2 separate regions of the Homo sapiens genome follow, and region 2 is linked to region 1. The links are chromatin loops, found by intact Hi-C in ENCODE. Cell type or tissue: endothelial cell of umbilical vein. All regions are shown on one strand. Each heading gives the region's core, and the rest is flanking DNA. Links, peaks and the distances in the headings are about the cores only. Region 1 overlaps APCDD1L-DT (APCDD1L divergent transcript). Region 2 overlaps APCDD1L-DT (APCDD1L divergent transcript).

Evidence for each region. Peaks named below come from ENCODE experiments on the same cell type or tissue, not always from the same donor. Only the 100,000 strongest peaks of a DNase experiment are listed, where the experiment ranks them.
Region 2: it touches region 1 in a loop (2.1-fold over the local background); 2 of 110 quality-filtered maps call a loop at or near these places.

Annotation. Positions count from the first base shown.
Region 1 is chr20:58,548,517-58,553,891 of GRCh38, forward strand. All of the region lies in intron 6 of APCDD1L-DT (APCDD1L divergent transcript), which reads left to right. Among named protein-coding and RNA genes, the nearest start is that of APCDD1L, 36 kb to the left of the region's middle. In endothelial cell of umbilical vein, for the core only: no CTCF peak of the experiment used is centred there; a DNase peak (open chromatin) is centred at 2,225; H3K27ac peaks cover 666 bases.
Region 2 is chr20:58,600,389-58,605,763 of GRCh38, forward strand. The region is part of intron 6 of APCDD1L-DT (APCDD1L divergent transcript); the gene reads left to right. Among named protein-coding and RNA genes, the nearest start is that of LINC01711, 32 kb to the right of the region's middle. In endothelial cell of umbilical vein, for the core only: no CTCF peak of the experiment used is centred there; no DNase peak of the experiment used is centred there; H3K27me3 peaks cover 141 bases.

The DNA.
Region 1 (5,375 bases), core at 129-5,128:
TGTTAGTGAATTTGGGAATGGAAATGAGCTATTTCCATCCACTTTATCATCCAGAGACCTTAGTACATAGTGTATCTCTGGTAAGTGCTGTTATTGTAACCTGTTTCTAGAATTGCTATTACCAGTAATTCTGCAGAAACAGGGTCCCACCCAAAGCCATCAGCACAGTGCCTTTAAATCTGAAAATCAGCCTTTAATCTCTACTTTGATGTTGTTGGCAGAGGTGAGAGTTTTATTTCAGCCCAATTGCTGTGTCTTTTAATTTTTTTAAGTAGTGAGCTATCATCCCTCCAACCCCCTCCCCCAAACACTGAAGTCCAGAGGCCACTTTCTGGGAGAAGGTTGTTGTAAGTGGCCCAGGTGCTGGGGCTGGTCTGGTAGGAAGGGGTGTAGAGAACCGTAAGGGCTCCCTACAGGAAAACATCAGGACTAGCACAAGCCACCCTTACAAAACACAGAGTGAGCAATGGAATTGGCATATGGCAATGAGGCCTGCAGGGAGAGCTCCCTTGACCTTCTGCATATGGAGTTTAGGGTCCCCTCTGGAAGGATCCCTGTGCCGGGATGCTGCCCTCCCTAGTACTTCCTCCTCGTTCCCTTACACGTGAAGCTCCTGCCTAGCTCTTCCCTCGTGGCCCACACTACCTGGCTGAGCATCCCCTCCCATCATTTGCAGATCACAGTGGCCCCCTGGTCTCTAACTCCAGGTTTCACATCTGAGCTCCAGTTCCACCCCCAGACTTCTTGTCGCTTGCTTCTCCTGCCATGCATCCATCCCCTCACTTGTCCCCATGGACAACTCTTCTCTATGGTGTAAGCCTTTGCTCTTCTGCAGGGGCCTCTCCTTCCTTCCCCCCTTCCCTTCCTCTGGACCTGCTCAATGTACATTCTGGCTATACATATATTTGGTCTCGGGATTCGGTTTCTGTCTGATTCTTTGAGTAGCTGCCGGGGCTCCCGGGGCATGGTCTGGATCCTGCTCATTTGAATTTCCCCTTTCCCTGCAGGGTTTGTTGCACAGTAGGTCTCTACAAATATTTATTAAATGAGTGTGCCTGTATTCAAACCCAGGAGATGGGGGAGAAAGATCAGAGGGAAGATTTGATAAACAGAAGGCTTCCAAGAAATAGCTTCCAACTCCAATCAGTTCTTTTTCATTTTATTATGATAAGAACACTCAACATGAGATCTACCCTCTTAACGAATTTTAAAGTGAATTGCAAATTATCCAACCAACTGATGACTGAAAAACGAAGTGCTGAAAAGACACTCAATAAACATAGGCCACCTTGGAAATGTATTAATAATCATTATCGTCACCATGTGGCGGCTGTGGATTGAGCGTCTGTTCTGTGCCAAACACTGTGCTGAGTGCTCTGTGCCTGTTCCCTTGTTCACCCCTGCCCCAATCCTCTGAAACAGGCCTGCTCTCACCCTTAGTGGAGATGAAGCCATGGAGGCTCTGAAAGCCACACCCGCCATCACCCAGCCAGGGGCCGCCTGAGCCCAGCAAGAGTCCACCCTGGGGGATGCTGAGTCCCTGCCTCTCACCACCATGCATGTTGTCTCTGGGCTTCTAAAAAGGCTGAATGATACAAAGGTCTTGGGGAGGACCCATTATGAAAAGGGCATGTTCTTTGTTTTGGCCCCAGTACACAGCACCATCCGCCCATCATTGTCTTCCATTCAATCTCCAGCATGATCAGTAATATTTGTTAGCGGGAGAGGGGCTGGTGTGTGGGCTGCAGCCAGGCGGCAATGAAGCAGAAGCTTTACTTCTAAGAGAAGCTAATGGGCCCGGTTTAGGGGGGCACAAGCCCCTGACCTTGGTTGGATAAGCCTCTAGCACTAATCAACATTACCGGAGAAGTCTGTATGCGCTAACAAAGCATAAATATTTGGTCTCTATTGAAGGTCTCCAGGGCCATGGCACACAGCCGCCTTAAACATGCGTGGTCTACTTGCTTGTTAGGAAAGAGAAAACACACAGAAAAACAGCCCTTTGAATCCATTCTTCCCCATAGAAACAGAAACGATGTCCTGATCATTATGTCTAAAAAAGCAGTAGATACGAAAATTGGATTTGGTTGGAGCTGGATTTTAGCTGCAAATGGGTGGTTTTTAATAAAGTGCCTCATAGCAACCGATCTGTGAAAAGCTGCTACTTAAAAGCAAGTTCATATGATCTCAGAAAATGGCTCATCAGACAGGGCAGTCTCTAACTGTTTATTTATAGTCGTCTGCGCCAGATCAGATAAGCTGGTGCTCACAGAGTTGGGCGAGGGGGGGGGAGCTTCTAGAATGTACCATCCATTGGAAACTCACAGCCTCGGACTGTGGATGTGATCAGAAAACGGATCACTGACTCACACTTTTGGAAACAGGGCCCGGTGGGGTGAGAGCTATGGGGAGGTAGGCTGTGTTCTCGGGATAGAGGTTCTCCAAGTGCTCAGACCTGAGAGTTGTTTGTGAAGTCTGGGGGCTGAAGAAATAGGACTGGAGCTGGAGGACAGGCACCGGGGGCATGAATGAGGATAGGCGGATTGGGGCTGAGTCCTGCCTATGAGACGTTTTGCCTGTTTGAACTTGAGCGAATGCCCTTCCTTTTCTTTTTTCTCTATTTATTTATTTATTTATTTATTTATTTATTTGTTTGTTTGTTTGTTTGTTTGAGGCAGAGTCTCACTCTGTCGCCCAGGCTGAAGTGCAGTGGCTCGATCTCAGCTCACTGCAACCTCTGCCTCCTCGATTCAAGTGATTCTCCTGCCTCAGCCTCCTGGGTAGCTGGGATTATAGGCACACACCACCACGCCCAGCTAATTTTTATATTTTTAGTAGAGATGGGTTTTACCATATTGGCCAGGCTGGTCTCAAACTCCTGACCTCAGCTGATCTGCCCACCTCAGCCTCCCAGAGTGCTGGGATTACAGGTGTGAGCCACTGCGCCCGGCCTATCTTTCTTTTTAAAAAGACTTTATTGAGATACAATCCACGTTCCACACAATGCAACTATTTGAAGTGTAGAACTCAACACTTCTTAGTGTATTCCCAGAGTTGTGTAACTGTCACCACTGTCCATTTTGGAACATTTTCATCACCTCAAAAAAGAAACCCCATACCCTTCAGCAATCATCCCCTATCCCCCCATTCCCTCTAGCCCTGAGCAGTCTCTGTCTGCTTTGTCTCTACAGATTTGCCTGTTCTGGACATTTCCTTTGAATGGACTCATAGGGGATGTAGTGCTTTGCGTCCGGCTTTTCTCACTTAGCGCCGTGTTTTCAAGGTCCTTCTGCGCTGTGGCCTGCGTCAGGGTTCCATTCCCTTTCAGGGCAGGCCCTTTCTGGTCTTCAGATTCCTCATTGGTCACATGGGGTGAACGCTGCCACGGGCTCCCTGCTGATAACCTTCCACTGGAGGGGAATCCAACTCAAGTGTTAGTGAGGGGCTGAGCTGTGGAAATTCCCCCCCAAGGGCAACTACATCTTTAGCTCTTTATCCCTCCCTCACCCCCTTAAAATGATGGTAATAGTTGAATGCTACTGTATTTCATCCATCAGAATAGAATAGCTTTCTCTCTTCCCCCACTGGGACTCCTGTTTTGTCCCATGCAAAGCTTGGATGTGCATTTGTTTTGATAATAGCAACAAGATTCCCTCGGATTTTTTGAGCTTTCAGAGGGGCCAGGCTCTATGTTTGGGCCTTACATACAACAGCTCATATGGACCCTGTGAGGTAGAGAGTCATGGCCCTGACTGAGCAGATGAGGAAACTGAGGCTCAGAGAGGGTCAATGAAGTATCTCATATTCTCCACAGAAGGCTCAGTTCTTCTGTAAATGCCTCTGGGGTTCAAGAAACGCAGTGTTCCTGGACTTGAATTTTCCAATACAAGTCTCTGGAGTAGGTCTAAGTGGCCCTGGAGAAGCTGTGAAACCGGTCTCCAAGCACAGCACCCTGATACCTGGACACCTACGCCCCCAGGAGTACAGAGACCTTAACAGACAAGGCCAATGAGACAGTGTGACAATGGGGGTTGCAGAGGAGCTTGGCTGGCCCTGAGCAGGTGCCCAGGAGAGGGGGCCTGGCAGAGGTTCCCCCAGAGGTAACGCCTGAGTGGTGTCTTACAGCACAAAGCAAAGTCACCCTGGGGGTGGAGGAGGCCCTCTGTACATCGTTTGATTAACGGTACTTAGAGGAGGTAGGTACAAAATGCTGCGGGAGTGCGGGGGCAGGGGTGATTAATCCTCCTATAATCTGTTTGCCACAGTTTTGCTGTTGCAGGAGGTTTTGCTGGAGAGATCGATTGGGTCTTAACAGAGTGGTGAAATGGTGCAGGGACTCTGTTGCTAACTCCAGCAGAGCCTCACCCAGAGGGAGGCTCAACCCTCACAGCCATGTGGCTTCGGGGATTTCAAACCGGTGCTTCTCTTGGTGGACTGGTGAAATTTTCCCACAGAACCCATTTGTTTGATGCAGGGAGTGGAAAGGATCAGAGGAGATGGGAAGAGAACAGGAAGAAAGGGAGAGATAGCAGGAATAACTAGCCTCTTATTTGATTCATTATTAAAGAGGTGAAGGTGCCCCTTCTTCCTTACTTCCACACTCAGAGTTTCTCTCAACCCCCATCACAATCCTGTGAGGCAGATTCATGTCCCTCATTTTACTGGTAAAAAATTCAGGGGCCCAAGAAGTGGACTGGCTTGCCTAGAGTTGGGCAGGGAATCAGTGCCAAATTCAGGTCTCAACCCCAAAACTCCAAATGCTGTGCATGGCCAGAGGGGAGTAGGAGCTGGTGGTGCCCATGATGTTCCAGGAACCCCTAAGATGTGGCCTGATACAGGGGTTGTACAGATGATCTTGCCACATTGCTGGGCTGGAGGACAATTTGGGCTATACACATTGAGCTGTGGAAGCCCAGAGAAGGATGCCAGAATCTGCTGGGGCAGTCAGGGAAGGCTTCTTGGAAAGGGGATATTGAGGCTGGGTTTTGGTGGATGTGTAGGAGTCCTTGAGTTCACTAAGGGTGGAAGCTCATTCTGGGAATGGAAGCAGTATGTGCAAAGGCTCAGAGTTGGGATTGGGGGCCTTGTATCTAGAGAACAATCTGACTTGCAGAGTGGCTGATGGTAGGATGTGGGGCTAGTTCGGAAAGCAGAGGCAGCCGGAAGAAGCATCATGGTTCACAGCTCCTCCACCACCCCTGTCTGTCAGGCACTCACAAGGTAGACTTTTCCTGGGGCAGGATTTTACTGGAAGTTAGGGAACTGTTCATTGCTTTAGGGTGTTTGGAAGCTAACAATGGATTCTCCAAGGAGTGAGAGCAAAGCCACAAGCAGAAAAGGATTATGCTGTTGAAATTGTGTAACTGCCTCCCTCT
Region 2 (5,375 bases), core at 231-5,230, 52 kb after region 1:
CTGTGCGTGGAGGCGGAGTCTTCCTGGATTCTCTCAGGTTGTACCTTGGAGGCCACACTTGAGGTGTGTTACAGAGACCAAGGGCTGGTCCAAGTCCACCCCCCAAAATAAAATTTCTGGTTTTGGGGGCACATGTTCCACAGAGGAGAAAAATACAGGAAGAGAATACCTTGAAAATAACACCATTAAGACAGATTTTTAGCCAGGAAGATACGTGGCCCATTAGGGACGTCTCTCAGTGCAGCAGACTTGCCTGGGCCTTTACTTAGTGATTCAATCTTCAGCCCAACAGGGCCTGGGTGTCTTTTTTTTATTCTTTCTTTTTTAAAAAAAATAGCTTCACCGAGTTATAATTCATAAATTATACATTTTACCCATTTAAGCATACGATTCAATGGTTTTTAATATATTTACAGATCCATGCACCTGTCATCACAGTCAATTTTAATAGACTTTCACTTCAAAAGGAAACCGTGTAACATTTAACTATCACAGCTCTATCCTCATGCCCCACACCCAGCCCTAAACAGCCACTAAGCTACCTTTTGCCTCTAAAGATTTCTGTGTTCTGGACTTTGATATACATGGAATCATGCAATATTTGCCTTTTGTGACTGGCTTCTTTTATTTAGCAGAGTATTTTTGAAGTTCATGTTGTAGCAGGTATCAGTACATTATTCTTTTTTATGGCTGAATAATTAATATTCCATTGTCTGCTATACTACGTTTTGTTTATCCATCCATCCGTTGATGGAAATTTGGGTTGTTTTCAGCTATGATAAGTAATGATGCTATAAATGCTCATGTACAAGCTTCTGCTTGAACGTATGTTTTCATTTCTCTTGGGTATATACCTAAGATTGGAATTGCTAGGTCATGTGGTAGCTCTATGTTTAATCATTTGAGAAACTGCTAGACTGTTTTCCAAAGCAGCTGCACCATTTTCAATTCCTACCAGCAGCGCAGGAGGGCTCTAATTTATCCGTATCCTCTGAGAGCCGATGCTTGTTGCCATTGGACTAGATTCTAGCCGTGCTAGTGGGTGTGACATGGTGTCTCATTGTAGTTTTGATTTGCAGTTCCCTAAACAATGGTGAGCATCTTTTCCTATGCTTATTGGCCATTTATAGATCTTCTTTAGAGATATGTCTATTCAGATCCTCTGCTCCTTTTAAAATTGGATTGCCTTTTTTATTATTGGGTTGTACGAGTTATTTATATGTTCTGGATACAAGTCTTTTATCAGACATATCATTTGCAAACAGTTCCTCCCATTTACTGTGTCATCTTTTCAATTTCTTAATAGGGTCCTTTGAAGCACAAAAACTTTTAGTTTTGAAGAAGTCCAGTTTATCTATTTTTTATTTTATTGCTCATGCTTTTGATGTAGTATCTAAGAATCCTTTGCCAAACCCAGGTTATGAAGAATTCCTCCTATGTTTTCCCCTAAGAGTTTTATAGTCGTAGCTCCTACATTTAGCTCTTTGATCTATTTTGAATCAACTTCCTGTACGGCATGAGGTAGGAGGTTCTACTTCATTCTTCTGCATGTGGATGTCCAGTTGTTCCATTACCATTTGCTGAAGAGACTATTCTTTTCCCCCATTGAATGGTTTTGACACTCTTGTCAAATGGCAGATTTTTTAAAGGTCAAGTTTACGGAGGTATAATTTATCTAGATTAAAGTTCACCCTTTTTAGGTGCATAGTTCCAGGAATTGTGATAAACACATGCAATCTTGTGACCACTGCCACAGTCAAGATATAGAACAGTGGCATCACTCCGGAAAGCGTCCTCTGCCTCTTTGGAGTCAAGCTGCCCCTAAAATCCCTCAGTCCTTGGCCCCCAGAAACCACTGGTCTGTTTTCTGTCCTCCTATTTTTGCCTTTTCCAGCCTGGCATGTGGTGGATCATATGGAGCTGGAATCACACAGTACTTAGCCTTTTGAGTCTGGCTTCTCTCACTCAGCAGAATGCACCCGATATCCATCTGCATGGTGCCTGTATCCGTAATTTTAATAATGAGCGGTGTTCATTGCAAGGATATATCACAATTTGTTGAGGGACATTTTGTTGTTTCCAGACTGGACAACTACAAATAAGGCCATTACAAACATTCACATGCAAGTTTTTGTAAACGCGAATTTTCATTTTTCTTGCGTGAGTACCTGTAAGTGGGATGGCCAGGTCATAAAATCAATATATGGTTAACTTTATAGGAAGCTGCCAAACTGCTTTCCAAAGCAGCTGCACCATTTTACATTTGTACCGGTAATAAATGGGAGGCCTGGTTGTTCTATATCCTCATCAGCACTAGCTATTGTCAGATTTAAATTATTTTTTCTATTCTAATAAGTGTGTAGATGTATCTCTGTATGGTTTTAATTTAAGTTTCTCAAATGAGTAATGATGTTTAGCATGTGTTTATTGTCGATTCATATATCTTTTGTGAAATGCTGGTTCCAATCTTTTGCCCATTTTCTTCAGTTGTTTTTCTGATTCCTGTGCTGAGAGAGCTCCTCCTATATTCTGAATATATGTGTTGTTAGGTATGTGTCTGGCAATCATTTTTTTCCAATTGTGCATTGTTTATTAAGTATCTGCTACTGCATAACAAATTGCTCCCAAACTTAGGTAATTAAAATGATATACATTTATTATCTCACACAGTTTCTGTGGACCAAGAGTTCAGAAGCAGCTCAGCTAGGTGGTCCCGGCTTGGGGTCTCTCATGAGTTTGCAGTTAAGGTACCAGCCAGGGCTGCAGTCATCTGAGAGCTTGACTAAGTTCAGAGGATCTGCCTTCAAAGTGGCTCATTCATGTGGTGCTGGTCACTGGCAGGAGGCTTCTGCTCCTTTCCACACGGGCCTCTCCAGAGCACTGCTTGAGCACCCTTACGACATGGCTGCTGGCTTCCCCCTGAGTGAGCACCTAAGGCCTCTCCAGAGCACTGCTTGAGCGTCCTTACGACATGGCTGCTGGCTTCCCCCTGAGTGAGCACCTAAGAGAAAGCCAGGCCTAGCCATGACCTAGCCTCAGAAGTCACACATGGTCATTTCTACAAAAACCTGTTTAGGTTAACACAGGTCAGCCCTATTCAATCTAGGAGGACATTGTACAAGGGCATGAATGAACAATAATATGTGAGACTATTTGAAGACTGTCTTGGTAACTGGAAACCGTGTTTGTATTTTCATTTTTTCAACAGTGTTTTTCGAAGAGCATCCTGAGTGAATTTGATTCTCCCTTCTCAGCCTCAGTTTCTTTACCTTGAAATGGGGCTGATGATCCCATCTTCAGGCAGGAATATTTTTCAAAGCACTTTGTGGACCACACAGTCCCTCATCTCCCTTCTCCTTCCAGGCTGTCATCAGCTCCTTGAAACTATACTCTAGCTTCTCCCAGACTCTAAGACATCCATTTTCTCATGAATTCATTTGCTGAAAACATTCCTGGAGCCTGAGCTGTTCCAGATGCTAAATGCTGGTGATTCCACAGCAGACAAAAGAAAATTCCTGCTTTCATGGGGCTTCTTGTGAGGACAATGACACTGGGCCAACACAAAAATGAAAGTTGATCAGAGCAGCACCATAGCTCGGATGGCATCCATGGAGCACTGGGCGCTGGGTTTCATGTAATCCTGTGACAATCCTACAGTGAAGCAATGATCAGCTCCTTTTTATGGATTTTATAAATGTCCAGAAAGATGAAGTGATGTGCCAGGGTCATAGAATTAGTCCAGGGACTGGGACTCTGCACTGTCCGCCTCTAGAACCTGGGGGAAGAGAGTCAACTCCTAAAATTCCTCAGCACCAATGAGGGGGCTTTGGATGAGGTGGGGTGGCTACTGGATTGAAGAGGAGAGGGGACCAACTCATGAGCTCTGGCATTGCTCCCAAAAAGCCCCTCGGGACCCCCATGGCCTCCTCCACCCACACGCACACAAATCCCGGCAGAGCTGCTGACCCCTTGGCTCCTGGTCGGGGATGAGCCAAGTTTCACAAGCAATTATATTTCATGCAAGATAAAACTGCAGAGGAGACGCTTAATTAGATTCTTTCCGAACCTTAGGTTTCTTTGAAATGAAACAGCCCCAGGGCTGTGAGAGTTATGTGTATGTATGTATTCCCCTGCCCAGAAAGGGCTGCTCTCCAAGGCTGGAACGAAAACAGAGCTGACTGCTGCTCCATTCCCTGCAAAGGTATCTGGACTGGCTCCGGTGCAGCCCCTAGCCCCCCTGCTCCCCAGCTCTGCCCATCCATCTGGCCAACGCGGGCGGGAAGCGGTCCCAGTGGGGCAGGGTGAGCCGCTTCTCGCTCGGTTGATGCCAGGTGTTGGAGTCTGAGCCCAGATGGCCCTGGTCTACCGGGAAGGCCTGCCTGGGGCAGGGGCTCCCCCCGGGGGTCCAACCAGCCTGTGGGCCTCCTCCACCAGCCTGCCCTGTCTGGGCCTCAGTCTTCCCACCTGTGAAAGCCGGCAGGGACCCTGGGAGGTGCAGCTGGAATGTGAGTTTCCTGAGGGGAGGGACCTCACCTGTGTTTCTAATGTGGGAGCCATGAACTTGAAATAGGGTCAGCGTGCAGTGGACTCACAAGGACCTGCTCAATTTGGGCTCCTAAAGGGTATGAGTCCATAGGAGAGCTCTTGTTCTTCAGGCATCTGTGCTACCTGGAAAAAGAGTTGCCAGGATAAATGCAGGACACCCAGTTAAATTCTAATTGCAGGTAAATAATGAGTAATCCCTTAATGTAAGTATATCCCAGGAAATATTTGGAACATACTTATGCTAAAAAGTTATTCATTGTTCACTCGGAATTCAAATTTAACTGGGTATCCTGTGTTTTCATTTGCTAACTCCCTACCTGGGGAAGTTATCAGCTACCCAGAGATTCAGGGTCAGTGGAGGCGAGGTGAGGCCCGGGCATGTGCATTTTTGTCTCGTTTCCTGGACATCCTGATGCTCAGGGTCCTTCATCCACACTTGGAGACACATGCAGTGTCTCCTTGGGGCCAAGCTCAGGAGTTGAGGATGAATGGAGGAGCAGGTCTTCCCTTCGCCTCCCCAGTTAACACAACACGTTCCCTGCCTTCCCTGTCAGGGCCGGGGTGGGTAGCATGGTGGGGCCGCTCAGAAACATGGTTTAAAGCCCTGGGGTGCAGAGTCAGGCGGTCCTGGGTTCACATCCCATCTTCTCTACTCAGATCTGAGCAAGTTCTTGAGCCTCTCTGGCCTTCAGTTTCTTATAGAGAGATGGAAACAGGAGCACTTCCCAGGCTGCCACAAGGCTGGATGGAGGCCACAGCTGGGGACTGCTGAGCACAGTGCTTCTGTGAATCATGATGTCACGGAAAGACAGTGACAACAGCAGCCCTTG